2 separate regions of the Homo sapiens genome follow, and region 2 is linked to region 1. A link is a contact called in ENCODE Hi-C or POLR2A ChIA-PET data. All regions are on one chromosome and are shown on one strand. The core of a region is the stretch at or near the end of the contact, and the rest is flanking DNA. Distances in the headings are between cores, read along the strand shown.

Region 1 (4,935 bases), core at 1,761-4,260:
TGTTGGTTGTGGCAGGGATGAAGATTGATAGGAATAGGACCAGTCCTTGCATGGAACATGTGTTGGTTGTTTCTGACTTTATAGGACAATTCAGCAAAGCTGACCCTCCCTTGAGGCAAGGTAGACACAGCGCCTATGGGCGTACAATACTTTTTTTTTTTTTTGAAACAGAGTCTTGCTCTGTTGCCCAGGTTGGAGTGCAATGGTGAGATCTCAGCTCACTGCAACCTCCACCTTCCAGGTTCAAGTGATTCTCCTGCCTCAGCTTCCCAACTAGCTGGGATTACAGGTGCCTGCCACCACACTCAGCTAATTTTTTTTTTTTTTTTGTATTTTTAGTAGAAATGGGGTTTTGCCATGTTGGCCAGCCTGGTCTCGAACTTCTAACCTCAGGTGATCCACCGACCTTGGCCACCCAAAGTGCTGGGATTACAGGGATGAGCCACAGCGCCCGGCCACTTTTTTCCTCCTGACTTAAAAATAAACTAAAATCAAAACATTTTTATGGACTCTTAAACGTATTGTAAAAATGTTTTGATTTTAGTTTATTTTTAAATCAGGAGGAAAAAAGTGGCCAGGCATGGTGGCTTATCCCTGTAATCCCAGCACTTTGTGAGGCTGAGGCAAGCTGATCACTTGAGGTCAGGAGTTTAAGACCAGCCTGGCCAACATGGCGAAACCCCGTCTCTACTAAAAATACAAAAACAAGCCGGGTCTGGTGGCGCGTGCCTGTAGTCACAGGAAGCTGAGGCAGGACTGCTTGAACCCGAGAGGCCTAAGTTGCAGTGAGCCGAGATCACATTACTGCACTTCAGCCTGGATGACAGAGTGAGTGAGACTCTGTCTAGAAAGAAAGAAGGGAGGAAGGAAGGAAGGAAGGAAGGAAGGAAGGAAGGAAGGAAGGAAGGAAGGAAGGAAAGAAAAGTATTATGTAATAAAAAATATGTAATAATAAATCTGGCCTGGATTTTATTAATCTTTATACCAATGAACCCATAAAATCTAATTTTTAATATTTATCCTTTTTCTAGAAAAGGAGCCCATGGAGGCCAAAGTGCCCACCTGGGGCCCATTAAAGTCATAATGCAAGCTGGTAATTCAGGGTGAATCTATTCTTTAAAACTTTAAAGCATATAATTTTCCAAATTATGGGACATAACAAATATTTTTAACACATATACACTAATTTATAAATCTTCACCTCATCCAAAAGTAGAAGTATACATTGGCAGCTAAATCTATACTTGGTGTAAAAATAACTTGGTCAGTGGCAATGACTGAAGAGGAAATTCTGGTCTTTGTATAATTTAAAATGAACAGAAACATCTTCATTCTCTGCCTCAAAGCTAGGTTATTAATAGACTGTATTTCAACAGAAATCAAACTTGCTATTTAAATTATGTTAGGAAACATTCAAATTATAAAGCTTTTTTAATTTTTAATTTTTTAAAAAATTTTTGAGACAGGGTCTTGCTGTTCCCCAGGCTGGAGTGTAGTGGTGTGATCATGGCTCACTGCAGCCTCAACCTCCCGGGCTCAAGCGATCTTCCCACCTTAAGTCTCCCAAGTTGCTGGGAGTACAGGCCCATGCCACCATGCCCGGCTAATTTTTAAATTTTTTTATAGAAACAGGGTCTTGCCATGTTGCCCAGGCTGGTTTTGAACTCCTGGGCTCAAGCAATCCACCTACCTTGGCCTCCCAAAGTTCTGGGATTACAGGTGTCAGCCACTGTGCTTGGCCCAAATTATGAAGATTAATTTACATGGGGAAAATATTTTCTTTCCACATCAGTCATCTGGGAACTGATAGACTTGTCATCCCTGCAGGAACACCAGAATGTCCCTTTCTAGTCTACTCCATATCTTTGGACAGTATTATATCATAACCAAATATTTGAGTCGTTCCCATCAAGTCTTACTTCTCCAATATTTAATTCTACAAGATTGATCTGATGAAGAATAAATAAGAATAAACAAGTCAAGCGCTATAAAGTGGCCTCTGTAACCAAAAAGATAATAGTAAAACCTAAAAAAGGTTAGATATATCCTTTGGAGATCTGTAAGACATTAGTTGTAGTACTGACTACCTCAGACATATTAGAAAAAAAGTTTATTTTATCTATTCTCAATACCTTCAAATGAGAATGTTTTCTACTAAGGGGGAGCCATTTCTCTATTTTGAGCATAAGAGGTTAGGTTAGGATTAAGAACTGAGGAGCTCTGACCTGCTCTGTATATTAGAGAATATTTTGACAGTTTCCAGGGCAATTTGGGGAGAAGATGGGAGGACCCAGCAAGACAAGAAGAATCTGGACATCACATTGGAGAAAGTTCAAAAGAAAAAACAGCTGAAGGAGGGAGGCCAGGGAAGGGAGTCAGAAAGGATTTTGGAGGTCAAAATTTGCAGATTAGAGATTTCTAAATTATCGCCCGTGCCATCCACAACGAGGTCTCTTCATGACCCGTAGGTCTTCAGCAGACCCATGCATCTTTTGAGTGAGTGTTGTCTGTGGGAATTGGTGGAGGAGATATATTTCAAATCCGGACCACCATGGTACACGGCCAATACCAGGTGAGAGGGAGTGGGGTACCAAGAGGCAAAGGAGGCCAAGAGAAGGTGGGCTCCCGGGGATGTGAAGAAATCCCGGAGTCATGGGAATGGCTTTGTGCTCCCACAGGCTGTGGAACTGACCAGGTAAAGCAATTTTATGCAGTTCTTAAAGGGCAAGGAGGCCGCCATATTTGACTGAGATATAAAAGTGACGATAAAGAAAAACTGAAGTATGTGGGGCCCCTATAAATTTTGCATAAACTGAGTTCTTAAGAATTGAGAAGTAGCAGGAATGATGCGGGAGGGGCCGTTTCCTCCTTGTAATGCATTGAAGGCCGCAAAAAGGGAACTCACACCAACGCTTTCACTCTCTTGGGGAATGTATGCACGCTCTTTCTCTCTCTCTCTCTCTCTCTCTCACACACACTCACACTCACACACACACAGACAAGGTGGTGGGGTGATGGTGTCATCTCCAAGTCCCTCTCCTCATTTAGCTTTTCTGATATTTGAACCGTATCTTATCTATGGATACATTACTGGTTCAGTCTCTGAAGCGGGGGCGGCTATGATGACTTGGCCTTCCTCAGGACATTCCTTGTTAATACAAGTGAACAGTGAGACGATTACGTTGATTTCACTCTCAACTCAGTGAAAGAAGTAAACACCCGGAAGCTCGTTAGAAACGTAGAACCTCCGCCTCCACCCCAGTCCTAATGAATCAGACTGCATTTTAACAGGATCCCGGGTGAGTATGAGAAGCACAGGTCTAGTTTCAATGAGAGCTCTGCTGAGGGTCAGAGACTTAGAAGAATATGAATTCTCACTCAGACGCTGCACTTCATAAAAGGAGGCATGGCTGGATAAAAATAAAGGAAGTTGGAGTTTTTCTGTTGTCGATGGATGTTTGGTGCATTCATTCTCTCTCAAGAAACAGAATCAGAAGGTCTAATTAGATAAAATACAAATACATATTTCCCCCTGTTCTGTGTGTTACTGTGTGAAAGATAGGGAAAGCACAGAGCAGGATAATGAGTCTCCTTTCATAAACTCTCCATCTTCATCTGGCCTCTGTTCTTTTAGAAATCATGTAGTACTCAAAGCATTTCTGGATCATTCCATACATTCTATTATAAGCCCAATTTTGAGCAAGAGGGTGAGTTAGGGAAGGGCAACAACATCATGAAACCTTCTAGATTGTTCTTGTACATTATGCTTGACGACAAATAAGATAGTCATCTTCTCTACCTAATTGAAAAGGAGAAAAGAAGGAAAGGCTGTCCCAGGTAGCAGGGCAGCGCAAAGGCAAGAAATGACACAATAAGAGCAGTAACAGCTAATTCTTCCTGAATGTTTATTCTGGGCTGGGGCTTGTTTTGAGCATCTCCTCTGAATAAACTTGCCAACTAGTATCTGTATTCCTGGGGTCTAGACTGAGCCAAGCAATGTCAGAGATAGGGCTGGAGAGAGAGGGGCCATCAAACAAGAGGCAAGTTCCAGACTTTGACTTCCTTATAATCAATGCACAATGATCTCCGGGGTAAACCTACCTGAGACTTTGTCCCATAGGGAATTGCAGACTTTTTTCCTGAAAGAGAGTGGATCATTCTTGCTCTCATGGGAATACCTTGGGATACAATCTGAAATGAAACCAGAAATATTGACTTCAATGACAGTAACATGGCATTATGCAAGAAAGATAGAAGTTGATTTTTAAATGTAATTTCATATATTCTCCAAGAAATTTTAAAAATTGTGAAAGACCATAGAAGCCCAACGTGGTAGAAACTCCTTCAATGAAAATGGTGATCCTGAAGCTTTTAGTTTGTTTTTTTAATCTTAGATCTTAGAACCGGCTTAAAATTTATCTGATCTAAATCGAATATCACAGATTGAGGGAAGTGATTTGTTGTTACAGAGGTTAAGTGATTTTCTCATCATGACAAAAAGGGAGATTATGAGGAGTAAAACCCAGGGTTCCTAACATTCAATGCAAAGTGTTTTCTTACACATGACTGCTGCTATCTGGGAGAAAATAATAGGAATGCAAATAGCACTCATATTTGCTAGTACTGTCAGCTCAAAGACACATTGTCACTGAAAGTAGTATCAAGAAAAATACATCTATCATGTCTGTTTATATTACCAAGCTAACATAGACAGTGAAAAGTTCTACAACATTAAGCTCACATGATGAAAATCTACTACAGGCCCACCATTCTTTATCCAAACCCATGGGGCCTGATGGTTTCAGAATTCAGAATTTTTCAATTTTAGAAAGTAGTGTAGTACACATATGCTGGATATCACATAAACCCGCCCCATAATCAAACACAAAATTTCTGTAGCAAAACATATTTATGCTAAATGAGATTTTTAAAAGA
Region 2 (5,132 bases), core at 2,633-5,132, 39 kb before region 1:
GTGATATTATGATCTTTAGGCGTTGGCCTCCCAGGTTCTTGTAGAGAGGAACAGCAGAGAGGAGAAGCGGAAAGGAGGCCAAGAAATATTATTCGATGTTGTACCCAGGACACGGAGAAGAACAATGTTTGTTGATGACATTAGTGCTGTCTGCTATAGTATTTTTTTCCCCAACTGATTAGTAATTTCGATAGAAAAAAAAAATTCTTCACCTAATTAAAGAGACATTAGCAAGTACACCAGGCTGTAAACTCTGCCAGGAAGAGCCTTATCTGTTTTTGATGCTTATAGTAAAAAGTCTCTAATTATAGCACAGTGGCTGTCACCTAGTAGATGCCCACTGAATATTTGTGGACTAACTTAATGTTCAAAATCTCTTAATAGTTGTACCTGCCCTCATAGAAAGTGTGTGCAGATTGAAGCTTGGAGGATTACAAGGTATTGAAATGGTCCTACATATTCCGGTTAATAAGAATTAGAATGAATAAAAGACATAAAGCTCTGGGGTGATTTAGGTAGATCTGAGCATGACCACATAACCCCACATCCACACCTGCTAACAAACAAAAAACAACTTAAATTCAGCTCAACTGATTTCCTCGAATGTTAATCCAGATTAGTGCCCAACTTTTACTTAATATTCCACTTTATTTTTTCTCTGCCCAGTTTCGAAGATCCCTTTTGCAGCTTCTGTGCCTCCGACTGCTGAGGTGCCAGAGGCCTGCTAAAGACCTACCAGCAGCTGGAAGTGAAATGCAGATCAGACCCATTGTGATGTCACAGAAAGATGGGGACAGGCCAAAGAAAAAAGTGACTTTCAACTCTTCTTCCATCATTTTTATCATCACCAGTGATGAATCACTGTCAGTTGACGACAGCGACAAAACCAATGGGTCCAAAGTTGATGTAATCCAAGTTCGTCCTTTGTAGGAATGAAGAATGGCAACGAAAGATGGGGCCTTAAATTGGATGCCACTTTTGGACTTTCATCATAAGAAGTGTCTGGAATACCCGTTCTATGTAATATCAACAGAACCTTGTGGTCCAGCAGGAAATCCGAATTGCCCATATGCTCTTGGGCCTCAGGAAGAGGTTGAACAAAAACAAATTCTTTTAATTCAACGGGTGCTTTACATAATGAAAAAACCACTTGTGGCACACGATGGGCATCTAACATCATCATCTTCTAATGTGTTGGAGATTTTCATTTCAAATATATTTTTTAAATTACTCTATTTTCCAAAACACGTAATGCATTTTTCTCGAAAATACCTTACTGTAAAAATAACTGTCGCGTACACATGTGTGAAGTAGCTAGAACATACTGAATTTTTTTTGTACTGTTGGACTCTATTCAGTGTCATGTCCTATATCTGATCAAGTTATCAAGGAGATAATTCTAGAATGAAAAAGAAAATCCTCTTGTTGGAAACAAAAGACGTTTTATATGTGCAGTATGACAAAGAGGAGTTTCAGAGACAACTTTGAATCCTTGTCAGCCTGGAGACCAGCACCAGAGGAATCTACAAGGCAAACTCCCATATATTTGCTTCCCCCAAATTGCTGCCCCTACAGACTCAAAGCTCTTTTTCTTTGTTTTGTTGTTTCTCTAAAAATTTACTGTTCTTTGTCGATGCTATATAAGCCAGGGAGTTCTAAGACGCCAGCTCTTTGAGATTTGCTCATTCCCCTGTATTTCCCACATATATATTACATATACCCGCTAATAAATTTATGTTTGTTTTTCTCTTGTCAATCTGTCTTTTGTTATAGGGGCCCCAGCCAAGGAACCTAAAGTGGGTAGAAGGAAAAATTATTTTTTCTTTCCCTACAAACTGAACATGGATTATTAGAACTCAAGGTTTTCATTGACAATATAGAAAAGAAACACTGAATCATTTTATTTTATTGCCCAATTTTTATTTCTTATATGACTCTAGTGTTTCATCTTCATAATTAATCATGTTTGAAGGATTTCTGAGTGACTCAGCAGCCTGTTAAAGAAGGATGAACCAAAGAAAACATTTCACTAAATGTGCTTTTAAAAATCAAGTGTATTGCTGGTTCTGCTGCAGTATGTAGTCGAAGAATAAATTAGTAAATTGCTTCTGAGGGTCTGAAATTGAATAAAGTAATGGCTTTGTATTTCTATAAAAGTTGTCTCCCCTTGTTTCCTTTCCATTCTGGCACATGTAGACATTTAATTTATGAATAAAACCCTTTCCTGTCCTTCACTTAGTATGATATTAATAGCCTTTTTCTTATCTTTAGAGGGTAACTCTGGGCTGGCAGCGGTGGCTCACAACTCTAATCCCTGTACTTTGGGAGGCTGAGGTGGGCAGATCACATGAGGCCAGGAGTTTGAGACTGGCCTGGGCAGCATGGCAAGACCCGGTCTCTACTGAAAAATACCATGGTAGCCCCAGCTATTTGGGAGGCTGAAGTGGGAGGATTGCTTGAGCCCAGGAGGCAGAGGTTGCAGTGAACCCAGATCTCACCACTGCACTCCAGCCTGGTCAACAGAGTGAGACCTGATCTCTAAATACATAAATAAATAGAGATAGATAGATAGATAGATAGATAGATAGATAGATAGATAGATGATAGATAGATAGATAGATGATAGATAGATAGACGATAAACAGATAGATGATAATACTTATATTTGAAGGTGGGAAAATAAAATGAGTTCATTTTGTAAGTCTCTGGAACTCCCCTGAATTCCTTATTTCCATTTCTGGTTTTATCTAGTAAGTCTGAGCCCTGTGGTTAGGTAAGTTCCATTCACGTAATGAAAAGTGCAGTTAACATGCTAGTTAAGTTGTGATTTTTAGTCCTAGGTGTTGAGTCAATGCTGTTGCGAGTCCTATTGTGTCTTTTAAAGAAAAGGCATGATTACTGTCTTCCCTGAGGCATCTAGGGCCTTACTTTCAGAGAAGTGAAGGATCTTAGTCATTGCACTTTTATAGTTAGAATGACTCAACCTGAGTGTGTGTAATGTAGGGAAGCTGCATGTTTCATCTTTTAAAATGCACCCCCCAACCAGTAATTGCAATTAACATACAGAGATACTCTACATTCAGTTTAATTATAAGCAGAACACTATCTTCCACTAGTGAATCAAATATGGCAATGGAAACATTTTTTTCATGCTTAATTTTGGTCACAGAGAAATCATGCATTTGCTACCACAAAACCTTTCTATCACCTGCTAATGAGATTGGAAATTTGTTCTAGGGAGTCCACGGCCTTTGCGGGGAAACATGTTGTATTCCGGAAGTGAGCTATCCAGTTCCATGGTCTTCTCAAGCGGAGGAAAGATCGTGGTGACATGTAGTGTATAAGTAGGTAGGTACTGCTGATGGCTATCAGTGATCCCAAGAAAAAGAGTCCTTTGTTTATCACCTGTAAGACAGCAAGAACTCTCATTTCATTTGTCCAGAGATTAAAATCTGAAAATAGACTTCATTTTTTAACAACAAAGGGGTAAACAATGTCCTCTTTGTTCTTTAACCTGAAACAACAATTTACTTGCATGACCACCAGATCAGGAACTGATAAGATCAAGATAAAGTCAAGGATTGGGAGCCTCCCTTCTCCCTCTCTCCCAGGAAACTCATGAATCCAGGTCTTCTGTATGAAAAAAATTTAGCAGTCAGCTTTTGTCCAGCCATTAAAAAACCTTTGCAGTTTAGAAAAAGAGCTGTGAATTCTTAGAAGAGTACTGCTGTGCTGGGGCCACACATCATTCATTCCTTCTCAGAAGCTTCCCAAAAGTCTCCAGGAGAAGAGTGGTGGCCTGGTGGCCTCTGTGACTAAGACTTATGTGGAGACTAAACACCAGCTGTAAACAGTGGCCTGAGGCTCATTCCAGCCTGAGTCAGGTGCTTTCCCATGGCATCCTGGCCTATTTCTTTTCTTTTTTTTTTTTTGACAGAGAAATCTACTTGAATACTCACATGTAAAAGTTACACATCACAAGAGATTGGACAGTAGCTTAGCATAACTAACATAGCTATAGTGAAAATCATTTTTATAAAAAATAATCTAGATGTGGTCATCAGAATTTTTGGTCTGCTTAAGTTAATGTTTGAAGATTGACTTTTATCCCTCCTTGAAGGATTTGCCTGGCCTATTTCTATCCCCGCACTTACTGTCCTGCATTCTAACTGCCTGCTGGTATCTTTTCCCCTTTTAGACTTTCAGCTCCTTAAGGGTGGGGGCCCTGTTTTATTCATCTTGCACAGATAAACCTTGATTTCTTCCAATCCATTCTCCATATAGACATCTTTCTAAAATCCATACCTGAGTCTGCTGGCCTCCCTGGGCTCCCTGTTTCTCTCAAGATAATACTCCAGGTGTTTAAAGCCCCGCCTCCACCCTCTGACCATTCTCACACACTGTGCTGCCTTCCAGCTCCACTGAAATATGTTTCTCATGTGTCTTCCGCCTTCCCCTGTCCTGGCCCCTCCTGTTCTCCTCGGGGGCAGTTTATCTCTCTCCAGTGCCACTGTCTGTATCCCCTACTAGCCTCTGAGCTTTGTGAAAGGTGTGAACTGGTCATGTTCATCACCATGCCAGCTCAGTGCTATCTATGTACCAAATAAAACTGTCTGTTGAATAAATGACGTTGTAAAATCCCCAAAGTGGAAGACTAGGGAATCAGAATTCCTTCCATTTAATGGCTTCTCTAGGCCAACTGCCCAAAATGGATGTATTATAGCATTCCATTGGAATAGATCTTTTAAAAGTGATTCAGTTCTGTCTAATTTTACAAATTAAACTCATAAGAATATTGCATGAAGCAAAAATCAAGAACAGTACATCTTGCTAAAATAAAGTAAAAAGTTGAGAAATATTAGCATCAGTTTCTATCTTGAGATTCTTCCCTTCAAAAGCTCTCTTTGCCACCTCCTTGTAATGTTTTTCAGTAAGCACTGTTCCCTCTCTGTACTCAGGACAGTTTCTGTTTGGAAGGCAAACAGTTGGTGTCTGTCCCATTATTTCTGTATTTGTTGGAAACAAACATAATCATAATACTATGACATTTCAAAACACCACATTAAAAAATAAATAAAATGTAACTGTTCCAACCTTTTTTTGCCAATGCCAACGCTGCACAGCCTCATGGT

What was found. A loop is a pair of places that touch in the nucleus more often than their neighbours do. ChIA-PET counts read pairs that join two places held with the same protein, here RNA polymerase II (POLR2A). Pooled maps may share reads with other maps.
Region 2: a loop to region 1 is called in a map of CD14-positive monocyte, with 2.5 times the contacts of the local background. The contact joins two enhancer-like sites. A Hi-C loop is called at or near these places in 5 of 168 maps with a recorded cell type or tissue (B cell, CD14-positive monocyte, K562 and 2 more), 8 of 37 single-sample maps with no recorded cell type and 13 of 50 pooled maps. POLR2A ChIA-PET finds 5 or more read pairs at or near these places in 5 of 52 experiments (HCT116, MCF 10A, activated B cell and 2 more).

Annotation. Positions count from the first base shown.
Region 1 is chr1:241,550,211-241,555,145 of GRCh38, reverse strand. KMO (kynurenine 3-monooxygenase) reads right to left here. Exons shown (of 15, transcript NM_003679.5): 4 at 4,102-4,191. Among named protein-coding and RNA genes, the nearest start is that of KMO, 20 kb to the right of the region's middle. Within about 2 kb of position 3,010, at least 10 of the 41 ENCODE cell types and tissues checked have a DNase peak (open chromatin) inside an H3K27ac peak, as active enhancers do; they include CD14-positive monocyte, where a contact is called at or near this core.
Region 2 is chr1:241,590,226-241,595,357 of GRCh38, reverse strand. It overlaps KMO (kynurenine 3-monooxygenase), which reads right to left. Exons shown (of 15, transcript NM_003679.5): 14 at 5,095-5,132; 15 at 1-3,405. The coding sequence ends at 3,205. It overlaps OPN3 (opsin 3), which reads left to right. Exons shown (of 4, transcript NM_014322.3): 4 at 667-2,234. The coding sequence ends at 930. Among named protein-coding and RNA genes, the nearest start is that of CHML, 48 kb to the left of the region's middle. Within about 2 kb of position 3,882, at least 4 of the 41 ENCODE cell types and tissues checked have a DNase peak (open chromatin) inside an H3K27ac peak, as active enhancers do; they include CD14-positive monocyte, where a contact is called at or near this core.